2 separate regions of the Homo sapiens genome follow, and region 2 is linked to region 1. Evidence: chromatin loops called from intact Hi-C (ENCODE). Cell type or tissue: ascending aorta. All regions are shown on one strand. Each heading gives the region's core, and the rest is flanking DNA. Links, peaks and the distances in the headings are about the cores only. Region 1 has its middle 35 kb from the start of LINC02857. Region 2 has its middle 61 kb from the start of MRAP2.

Evidence for each region. A loop is a pair of places that touch in the nucleus more often than their neighbours do. Peaks named below come from ENCODE experiments on the same cell type or tissue, not always from the same donor. Only the 100,000 strongest peaks of a DNase experiment are listed, where the experiment ranks them.
Region 2: it touches region 1 in a loop (5-fold over the local background); 1 of 110 quality-filtered maps calls a loop at or near these places.

Annotation. Positions count from the first base shown.
Region 1 is chr6:83,983,161-83,988,547 of GRCh38, reverse strand. No RefSeq gene overlaps it. Among named protein-coding and RNA genes, the nearest start is that of LINC02857, 35 kb to the left of the region's middle. In ascending aorta, for the core only: a CTCF peak has its summit at 2,969; no DNase peak of the experiment used is centred there; H3K27ac peaks cover 5,000 bases.
Region 2 is chr6:84,092,302-84,097,688 of GRCh38, reverse strand. It overlaps a transcript of MRAP2 not described here. Among named protein-coding and RNA genes, the nearest start is that of MRAP2, 61 kb to the right of the region's middle. In ascending aorta, for the core only: no CTCF peak of the experiment used is centred there; no DNase peak of the experiment used is centred there; H3K27ac peaks cover 1,645 bases.

The DNA of each region.
Region 1 (5,387 bases), core at 69-5,068:
GATTCAACTGAATGTGGCTGCTTAGCAATCTCAAAATCATTTTGGAAACAGTTGGGGTACACATTAGGATTCTTCAGAGAAACAGAACTACTAGAGGGGTGGAGAGAAGAGGAGAGAGAGAGAGAGACTGCACGCCTGGCTTTTTCACATTCTTGTATTTGCTCCCCAGTCTGTCCTCAGCCCTGACCATCAAAATTCTACTTCCTGACAAAGCAGCTCAAATACCAAATCCATCCAAAATCTTTACAAATGTTCAAATCTAAAATAACATGTTATTCATCTGTGTTTCCCACAAGAATAGGTTTCTTAATGATTCTACAAAACAAAAATGAAAAACATTCTCCCTTATACCTAGACCTTTTAAAATGCATTCTTCTGGATGTGAGCATCTTGAGGACAGGGAGCATCCCTACATCTTCACAGCATAGGCACTCACATATTCAATTCATTGCAGAGCTAGAGAAACAGGGAAGTAGAACAATTTCTCAAGGTCACCCCACAGGACAAGAATACTTAGAGATAAGGCAAAGTCTTGTTGTAATTATCCACCCCCCACCTACTCCTGCACTCTGCCATCTGGGGTCACCTCATACCCACCTGTACATCCAGGCTGCATGATTCTGGCCTTAGCTGAATGAATATAAGGGGTGCAAAATCAATTTATTAGCTCAGCCTGAGTTCAGCTAACTTTGCTCTTGCCTTGGACTCATAAGTCCAGACCTTGAAGGGCTAGATTTTCTGTCCTTCAGCACACGCCCTCATAGCTGAGGTGAAACAATTATGAGCTTATAAGAGTTTCACAAGACCACGGCTTTGGGTAGAGACTGAAGCTGTGGGCTCAGGAGTCAAGAGATCTGGATATGAGTTCTAAATGTTACTCCCACCAGCTAAGGAACTTGGTTAATTATGCGACTTCCCCTAGCATCTATTTCCCCATTGGCAAAGTAAGAATTATTAATACAATGCAGTTTGTAAGTTTTAGTGAGGAAGACATGAGATGCAGTTTATGAAAGCGCTTTACAACATTGCTACAGATCTCAGTTATTCTTGAGAACAGGTCCCCCATGGACTTCTCACTCCAGCCCTTCTGTTCCAGAAACACTTTAAATGAGGGGCCTGGTCTCAATACACCAACCTTCAACTAGGGCCAGATTACGGTCTTTATATAAACTAATGTAAGTGTAGGGAATTATAACACAACATTCTTATATTTCCTAGGACAATAGCTTTGAGGATATTTTTGAAACAGAACATTCTTTCAATAGGATACTCAAGGCCCCTGTTTTGCTGCCCCAAGGACATTGTGGGATCAGCCTAGTGGTGAGCCAGCATGGCCTTCTTCTGGCTTTAATGACCTGAGGCCTGGCTTTCTCCTGACTGGATCAGCTGAAGCCCCCATCCCTGATTACCCTGGTCTGACTCACTTGTTCTAGAAATGATGAGGTAGGGGAAAAGATCAGCAAATGGCATGGTCTAGATGGAAAGACAGTTCTTACCTTGACATCAGTCATTTGAGACAGGGCGAGCCAGCCAGGTGAGATGAGGGCAGATGGCTCATACTTAGAGTAACTCTGGTTGAGTGAGGCAGAACTGTTTTCTCTAGGTGAGATCTGAGAGTTGGGTATGCATCTTCTGTGCCAGAAGGCACGATCAGCTATTCCAATTCAGAAAAGTTATGCTTTGCTACTTACCCTTCCTCTCCTCTCTTGCCTTATTTCTCATGACTGGAGCATTTTAGCAGATGGGAACACTGGATCCTCCATGTACCTGGCCTTACTGCCTTTACAGAGCTCCACCAATCCCTTCACTCCTACGGCCTTAACTCCTCTTACCCATTGATATAGTTTGGATCTGCGTCTCCACCCAAATTTCACCTTGAATTGTAATAATCGCCACTGTCAAAGCCAGGACCACGTGGAGATAATTGAATCATGGTGGACGTTCTTCCTGTGCTATTCTTGTGATAGTGAGTCCTCATGAGATACGATAGTTTTATAAGGGGCCTCCCCCTTCGCTCGACACTCATTCTCTCTCCTGCCACCCTGTGAGGAGGTGCCTTCTGCCATGGTTGTAAGTTTCCTGAGGCCTCCTCAGCCATGTGGAACTTTATAAATTACCCAGTCTCAGGTATGCCCTTATAGCAGCGTGAGAACAGATTAATATATCCATTTATACCCAGTCTGAAAGAGCTTTCAGATAACCTTGCCTCAAGGTAAAGCTAACCTTTATAACTTAAGCTTCAGTTCCTCTTCCAGGAATCCTGTTATGATTCCTTAATATGGAGTGAGGGATTCTGTCTCTACCTCTCATATCACTTTTGCACATTTCTAATGTAGCATTTATTATGATGCACCATAATTGCTGGTCTATTTATCTGCATGCCTAATTACACTAAGAACTTTTTCATTAAAATAAAAAATTCCATTACACTGAGGGATGGAACTATTACCCCAGAGTAGGCTCAGAGGACATCAGGAATTCTAAGTCACCAAAGAGATCAAATTGATGGGTGACAATACAGACATATATAAACAAGCTCTTCCAAATACTTCATATTACTTAGGTGCTTGCCAATGCTGGAGAAAGGGAAATCCATATTATCTGTGGGTCTTGACTTCATGTGGATAGGGGGTTCATCAGCTTGGCAAAGTGCCAAATGCTAAAAGAAATCAGCCTATGGACTATGATTTAGAAATAAATTATGTAGATAGTCATTGCTTTCTTATTTTCTTTTCACTTGCCTGCCATGCTGTAATTTAGCATTTATGAGCTCTGCAGTGAATCAGTGTTTTAAGAAAATAGAAGATCCTTTTTCTCTTGACTCTAAGGTTACCTAGAAATTTGTTATGCAATAAAAACAACATTAACATTCTCTGAAAATATTCCCTTGGAACATACCTTCTAGGGCTCTCCAAAAGCTCCAAAGAAGGGTTTCAAAATTTTTCCTTTAAAGAACAACTTGAGTCTAGCACCTCTCAGAGGAAATGCCAGCCTCAATTTTTCTTGGCTTAATTTCATTTCAAAAATAGTACACTTTCTTCTTCCTCCTCTCAAGCTCTGCTCCCTAGTCCTAGGAATAAAAGGAGTCGCAGCAAAGCAGCTGCATTTCATAGATAACAAAGGTAAGAGCAAAAGTAATGATATTGAAGACAAAAGTACATTAGAGAGAAATGACAAAACCAGAGACTAATTCTTTAAAAAATGCTAATAACTAAAACTTTGAAAGTATTGATGAATGAGAGGAGAGAGAGAGAGAGAGCAGGTAAACAGTAGAAATAAAAAAATGGCTTTAACTGCATATATAGAAAGAATACCAAAAATAAAACAATGTGAACAAATTTTTTGCCAATAAATTAGAAAAGTTAGACTAAATTAACCATTTTCTAGGTAACATGTTAGCAAAAATGATTCAAAGAAAAAGTCACAGAACCAAATAGACTTAAAAATATTAAATATAATCTATAAAGGAATTTTAAAAACTGCTCTTGGGTTCGGAGAAGAGGGCTGAAACAGTTTTACAAGTGAGATCTACCAACTGTTAATGGAGCAGATTCCTGTCATGTAGGAATTATACCTTAGATTCTTATGCTGGAATGTCATAGATATGTGTTTCTCATCTTCATTGGGCCTCATCTTCCATCTATCAAGGTATAAGTTTATCCATGGATAAGGCTGGCTTATACATTCTGTCCTAGAAATGTGTTCTAGATCTTCTCTAGGACAAGGAGGGACCTTCTACTCTATGGTGGAACACACAGATCCTAGAAGAGACCAGGTTTGGGTTTTTTTTCCCCTGTTAACAAACAAACAAACAAACAAACAAACAAACAGGAGAAACAGGAGGAAAAAACCCAAAACCTGGTCTCTTCTAGGATCTGTGTGTTTCCTTAAAGTCTTAGTTTGATTATGTCACGGGTAGTATGAGTGACTCCATTTTGGTTTGGTCTGCTCTGTTGGGGCCTTGTGCATGAGTTCAGTCAAAAACAATGGCCTCCCATAATTTTGTTAAAAAACTCCCCTTTTTGGTCAGGTTCTCACTTAGGTGAGAGTGTGACCAAAACTTAGGGCTTTTGTGTCACTCTTAGTTACTACCATTTTGGGTTTCTGGTCTCAGCATGTCATTTATAGGTTACAGTGCCCTCAGGGTCACACATTTCTTTCAGCTCTTGTCATTCCAGTTGGAGAGACCATTTGACTTTCTAGAGATGGCTGCATGCAAAAATTTAAATCTTTTAAGAGAATACAGTATATCAGGGAGACTACTATCATGAATATCGGAGCATAACACGAAGAGTTACCCAAGATCCCCATATCCAAACCACCTAAAATTAAATAGATCAAAGAATAAGCTAGATAAAGGGTCTGCCTACTTAACTAAGCAGTCTCTTCATTAATCCCCTACAGCTGAATCTCTGTAATACCTGATGTGATGTATTTCTCCACAGGCCACAAGTGCCAGCAGCTGCACAGACACTTCTCTGTTTAGCCAGTAAGTAATCTACAGCAATTCCATTATTTAGCATAACTTTCACAAGAGAATTTAAAGTCTGTTTTGCAACCATAGCCTTTACAATAGAATCTGCTATAGAGCTTATTATGAGGGATAAATTTCTAGTCACTGTCTCTTTTACCCCAAACCATGGTGGAAAAGGACCTAATAAATAATGCCCTTCTAGAAGAGTGAAGGCCTCCTGGCATTGTTCTCTTTAACCCATGATGTGGGTTAAGAAGAATGAACAAATGTGTTATTTCTGACTATGAGGCCACATATGTACCTTTAAAATTTCTTACCTTCATTGCGCCTCATCTTCCATCTATCAAGGTATAAGCTTATCCATGTATAAGGCTGGCTTCAAAATCCTTCACAAATCAAAGTATACACAATTAGTACACACAACAGACCCCCTTTTCACTTCTATTGTTCATAGAGGCATAAGCAAGGGAAAAATATTCAAAGTAAGAGTCTCATGATAGTAGAGAAGTCTTGATGCATGATCTTGGGAAAAAGCTGTTCATATCAAGGATGCAATCTTCTTCTGGGTAGAAACTTCCTTGGTTAGCTTTACCTTAAGGGTTCTAATGGGTATAGTTCCAAGGGTGTAGATGAAGCCGTCTCAGTTGTGAAATTATTAGCCCAAGGTTCAAGGTCCTGAAGTTTTGCTGCAGTGTGGATGACAAGGGCAGTCTTTCTCTGAGGTTCTCAGAAGATCCGATCTTCAGGTTCTAAATTATGAAGTGGTTGATGGTCCTCAATAAGTGAACCATGAAATGCTTTCTTTACCTGGTGAAAATACATGGTGGTATAATAATCTACTGTTATAATGCCAGCCCTCTTGCATGGGAAAGCTTTTATACAACCAGAAAACATGCATTGAAAATGACAACTG
Region 2 (5,387 bases), core at 133-5,132, 110 kb before region 1:
CATTAGAGTTAGTAGAGTCTTTTTATAAAAACTATAAACTAATTAATTGCAATATTTTAAGAGCTTAGAGGAAATGATGGACAAAATAGATGAAAAGACAAAGATTTTCACCAGAGAAATATACTAAATACATTTTTAAGAAGGATCAAACAGGTATTCTAATACTGAATAAATAACATGTTTCCAGTTCTGGAAACACAGTGAACTGAGATAATTTGAATCCCTCTTAAATAAAACTTTTAGTAATGTTGGATAAAATACAACAACAAAAGTAATATAGAGCTAAGCATGAAGGAAAGTGAAGTTTCCAGGTGACAAAAATAAAGAGGAAACTTAAAGCCACAATCGTAAGCTTGTGAGCTGACAACACAGTGCCCTGAAAAGAGTGGGCTCGTATCTATTCAGGAAAAGGGCTCATCCCAGATGTAATGACTCTTGGCTTACTAAGACCACCCTGCCCTACCCCACCACACACACACATATAAAAGTTATTGGAAGGGCTGCTTCTGTGATGGGCAGGAGAGTAGGACATAGATCATGTAGAGCTTTCAGGTCATCATAAGGACTGTGGCTTTTTCACTGCATGAAATGGGAAGCCATTGAAGGATTTTGAACAGAGAAGTAACCCGACTTATGATATTTAAAGGATCACTTAGACCTCTCTGTTGAAAGTTCTCATAGTAGGCTTACAAAAATTAATTTAGGACAGGGGTAGCTTAGTGCCTAATAAATGTCACCTGTTATTGTTTGTAATGCATGCTGCTAGTGCCCACACAGGGTCCTTTACTAGCCAATGCCTGTTCCCAGCTGCTAGGGATGTTAACCAGCACCTTCTTCTCTCAAGAATTACCCTTGATCAAAGCAGAAGCCATCTTACCCTGACTGGCTTGGGGCAACAAAAGATCATGCCCCTGCCTCAGGATGGGACTGATTCTGTAGTGCAATTTGTGCCCCAGAACTTCCTGTGAGATCAGAATGTGGCCAGTCTGCAGCTGAGATGACATTCTTGGTGGCTTTTCCCCTGCTCTAACTGCTTCCATCATTCCCCTTCTTATAGCTCACCTACAATAAATCTTTTCAGGCTTTTATGGAACACAACCTATGACACTGTTGTTATCATAATTATCTCTGAATTTATTATTTCTTTAATGCAAGTCATTCGCATACATTTCACTTGAAGTCAAAGGCTGGTGCTTTCAAACTCACACTGGTAGGTCATAGGGTCTGTGGGTACTGTGTGGGCCAACTTGTACTACACTTACACTTGACACTATTCTGCTATCTAATGAGGTGTTTTTGGAATGAAGTCGAACAACATTTGTGTTAAATTTTTAACATTTGTCTTTATTAATTTTATCATAAATGTATACCCAAGGTTATCTGGGTAGGTTCAGATTCTCATTATTCATTTTAAAAGCCATCCATAACCACATGGTCCCTCACGTCCCAATTCTACCCCTGAAGTAACATTGCAAACTAGGTTAAAATCTCCTATACATACAACATCTGTATCCTAGACGAGGGATGGAGAAAAACAGAGTTTCTCTGTTTATATACAGGATAAAGAGGCAAAACATGAGGAAGAAAAAACTTTACTCCATAGAGAACAGGTGGAAAAGATCCTAGAAATGTAAATACCTCTCTCTCCAGTATGGATTTTATGAACTATGTTTCCTTAAAATGTACACACATTCTTCCCAAGGCAGGCGTATTTCTCTGGAGACCTCTCACTAGGTATACAGTTGCAGATGAACTTCCCAAGGATTGTTCTTAGCTGAGGATCCCAAGTTTTCTGCAAAATTTATTCAAAAGCTCCAACTCCATAGAAAGACAAGAATATTTTCTCTGTGCCACTCACACACATCTGCCTCGAGAATCAGCACAAGCTGCCAACTCAACACCTCTGATCACAGGCTGCCTGAAGTCGCCTCTCTCAATATATCTAAAAGCCTGGCCTAGACATAAAGACTTTCTATTTCTACTACACATCTTTTCTGGGTGACAGGATGGATTATTGTTCTACCAATAATAGACAATTTTTCAGTAGGTAATAAAATAGCTCACATACACAGTATATATTTTGGCAAAGTCTTGGCAGCTTTCAGAAGGGAAAAAATCCATTGAATTTAACCTGAGGTGGTTGTATATCTCTAAAAGAGAAATTCAGGCATTTAAAAAGTCACCTGCATTCTTTTCACAACTTCTTCAAAGTTGCCTCTTTTTCAAAAATCCCCAGTGACTTATGCAATATACTCTTTGATCATTTTAGGTTTGGGAGGCAGTTTCCAAAGGCCTCTCAGGTTTCTGCATGTAAAGTGAGCAGGGGAAAACTGACAGCCTTTGTCTCAGCTGTCTATTCAACAATGTTTGCAAAGTGAACAGCCTTGGAAGATGGAGATAGTGTCTCCCTCTGGAGCATAGAGCAGGTTTATTTACTATCCAGCATAACAAAGATAATATCTCCTTCTGAGGTAAAGGCCAGGGAGGTTTGCTTGCAACCCATTGTCAAAACACAGGGTTCCCCTAAGCTCAGGGTTCCTCAGCCATGATGCCAACCCACTGTGTGCACAGCATCTCCTTGAGCCCTTGCTTCTCCACACTGTGAGACCTGGAGGCAAGAGGAACTATATTAATTTCTATTGCTGTTGTAAAAAAACAAAACACAACTAAAAATGTGGAGTTGGCAATGGGCAGTGGCTGGTAGAATATTGAAGAACATGATATAAACTGACTAGATTGCCTTGAGTAGCCTGTTAGTAGGAATATGGATGTGAACAACTCTAAGTGAGGACTCAGAGGGAAGTGCTGAGCATGATAGAAAAAAAATTATCTGGCCAGGTGCGGTGGTGCGCACCTGTAGTCCCAGCTACTTGGGAGGCTGAGGCAGGAGAATCGTTTGAACCCAGGAGGCGGGGGTTGCAGTGAGCCGAGATCACGCCACTGCACTCCAGCCTGGCAACAGAGTGAGACTCCATGTCAAAAAAAAAAAATTATCTTATGAACTATCTAAATCATCATGAACAGACTATTGGTAGAAATATGGATACTAAAGGTACTGCAGATGAAAATTAAAATGGAAATGAGGAACATGTTATTGGAAACTGGAGAAAAGGAGATCCTTGTTACATAGCAGCAGAAAGCTTAGGTGAATTGTGCCCTGCAATTATGTAGAAAGCAAAATCTGTAAATAATAAAGTTGAATATTTAGCTGAGAGGATTTCCAAGCAAAATGTTAAAGATGAGGCCTGGTTTCTTCTTGCTACTGATAGTAAAATGCAAGAGGAAAGAAAAATGGAGGGAAGAACTTTAAGTGAAGAGGAATCAGGATTGATGATTTGGGAAATTCTCAGCCAATTATATTGCAAAAACACTAAAATTAGGAGATTCATCATCAGGAAAGCATGCTCTGGAGAGAAAGCCAAGGACTGTGACTAGGCAACCTTTGCTATTGTCTCAAAAGAAACAAAAAGAGTATTAAATCACACGGGGGGCTCTCTGAAAAAATTAGGAGTGTGACTCATGGATCATTTTATCCATTTAAGTACTAACTAGGAATAGAGATAGGGTTATTCAGGAGTGATCCACAGAAGAGCCTCTTGCCTAATGTAGTAAGTTTCTGTGATATATCCAGGAGACACCCTAGTTCTTGAAAATGTTATACCAGCAGAAACACTGCCAACTTTGAGACAGCCAGGCTGGTTCGTTTTCTGTTTTGGAGTGGTTTAGAGAAAAAGAACAAAAGCTCCTTACTCAAGTTGTAGCTTACCTAACTTCCAGCCAATCAGCAAAAGAAGATCCAAGAAGCTGTTAACCGCAAGTTCCTGCTTTAAGGGATTAGGGACTTCCCTGAGGCCCCATATGCATACTTAGACTTAAACTTCAACTCATAGCTACCCCTTCCTCATTTTAATGCTAAAAGTCACTAAGTCACTACCAGGGGTGGAGATTTAAAATGTATTGTGACATGTGATGTACAAAGAAGCATGTGAAGCCACTGCCCAAGCGCTAGAGAAACTCCTCCTATACATGCCCTGATAAAACACTTATCTATGGAAAGGCCCTGTAAAACTGACTCACATACTACCCTCAGGGAGCAGCCTGCCCTTTTCCTTGTGCAGTGCTGACTTCCTTGTGTACAAGCTAAAATAAAGCTTTCTCTTTCTCTTTGCTGTTATGTCTGGTGATCTGTATTTCCATCCTGGAAGATTACAAGAACCCAGGGTGCTGATTACATCTCATGGCACTCCAGATAGAACCCTCATTTTAGGGTCCTGTGGGAGCAAATGGCACAGCCCAGACGACAGAGATGGCTGACCAGGCACAAACCAAGGCAGCTGCACCATTGTTTCACCCTGGTGCCTCGGTGAGTCAAGTTCCTACATAGGATAAGTCCCCATTCCCTTTTTCTTTCTCTCTCTCTATTTTTCTTGCCCTATTCTCTCTCTTTCTCTTTGCTCCTATGTTTGGTGATCTCTCTTGATGTCTATACTGGAAGATTACAAGAACCCAGGGCACTGATAACAACTTCAACTGAAATGGACAGAGTGAGGGCAAGATAAATGAAGGCTATCAGACTCCCAAAATTCTACATGCAGAAAAAAAGGCTGATAAAACTACTCAGCTAAAAACACATTGTACCTTTCAAGAAAAAGAAAAGATGATTCCAAGAGTGGAGCTTCAGGCCCAGAGAATGTAGCCAGAAGTCACAAAAGACTATTTCCAGGCCTTGCAGCTTAACAGTTTTCCCAGTTTGAAGGATTTGTTATTTTGGGGACTGATGATTCATTTTTTCCTTCCATTTTCTCCTTTTTGGAATGGGAATACGGTTGATCCTTGAACAACATAGGGTTGAACTGCACGTGTCCACTTGTATGCAGATTTTTTTTCAACCAAATGGGGATTGAAAATACAGTATTCTTGGGATGCGAAACCCACCTATACGGAGAGCTAATTTTCATATACACGGGTTCTGCAGGACCTACTGTGGAACTTAAGTATGCTAGGATTTTGGTGTATACAGGGGGCCTGGAACCAATCCCCTGCATATACTGAAAGACAACTATTAGTAACTAGTATCTTATGTCGGTCACATCATTGTATTTTGGGAGAAAATAACTTATTTTCTAGTTTTACAGGTCCACAGATGGAGAGTTTTTCCCCAGGATGAATCATACCCAGGATCTCACTAATACTGAAATTAGATGGTTAAGATAATAAGATTTGGGACTTTTAAGCTGATAAGATTTAGGTAATACATGTGACTTTGAATTGATTCTATAATGAATTGAGACTGTGGAGTATATTGGGATGGGGTGTATGTATTGTGCATATAGAATGGATATAAACCTTTGGGGCCAAAGGGAAGACTAGCAGGCTAATGGTTCCCC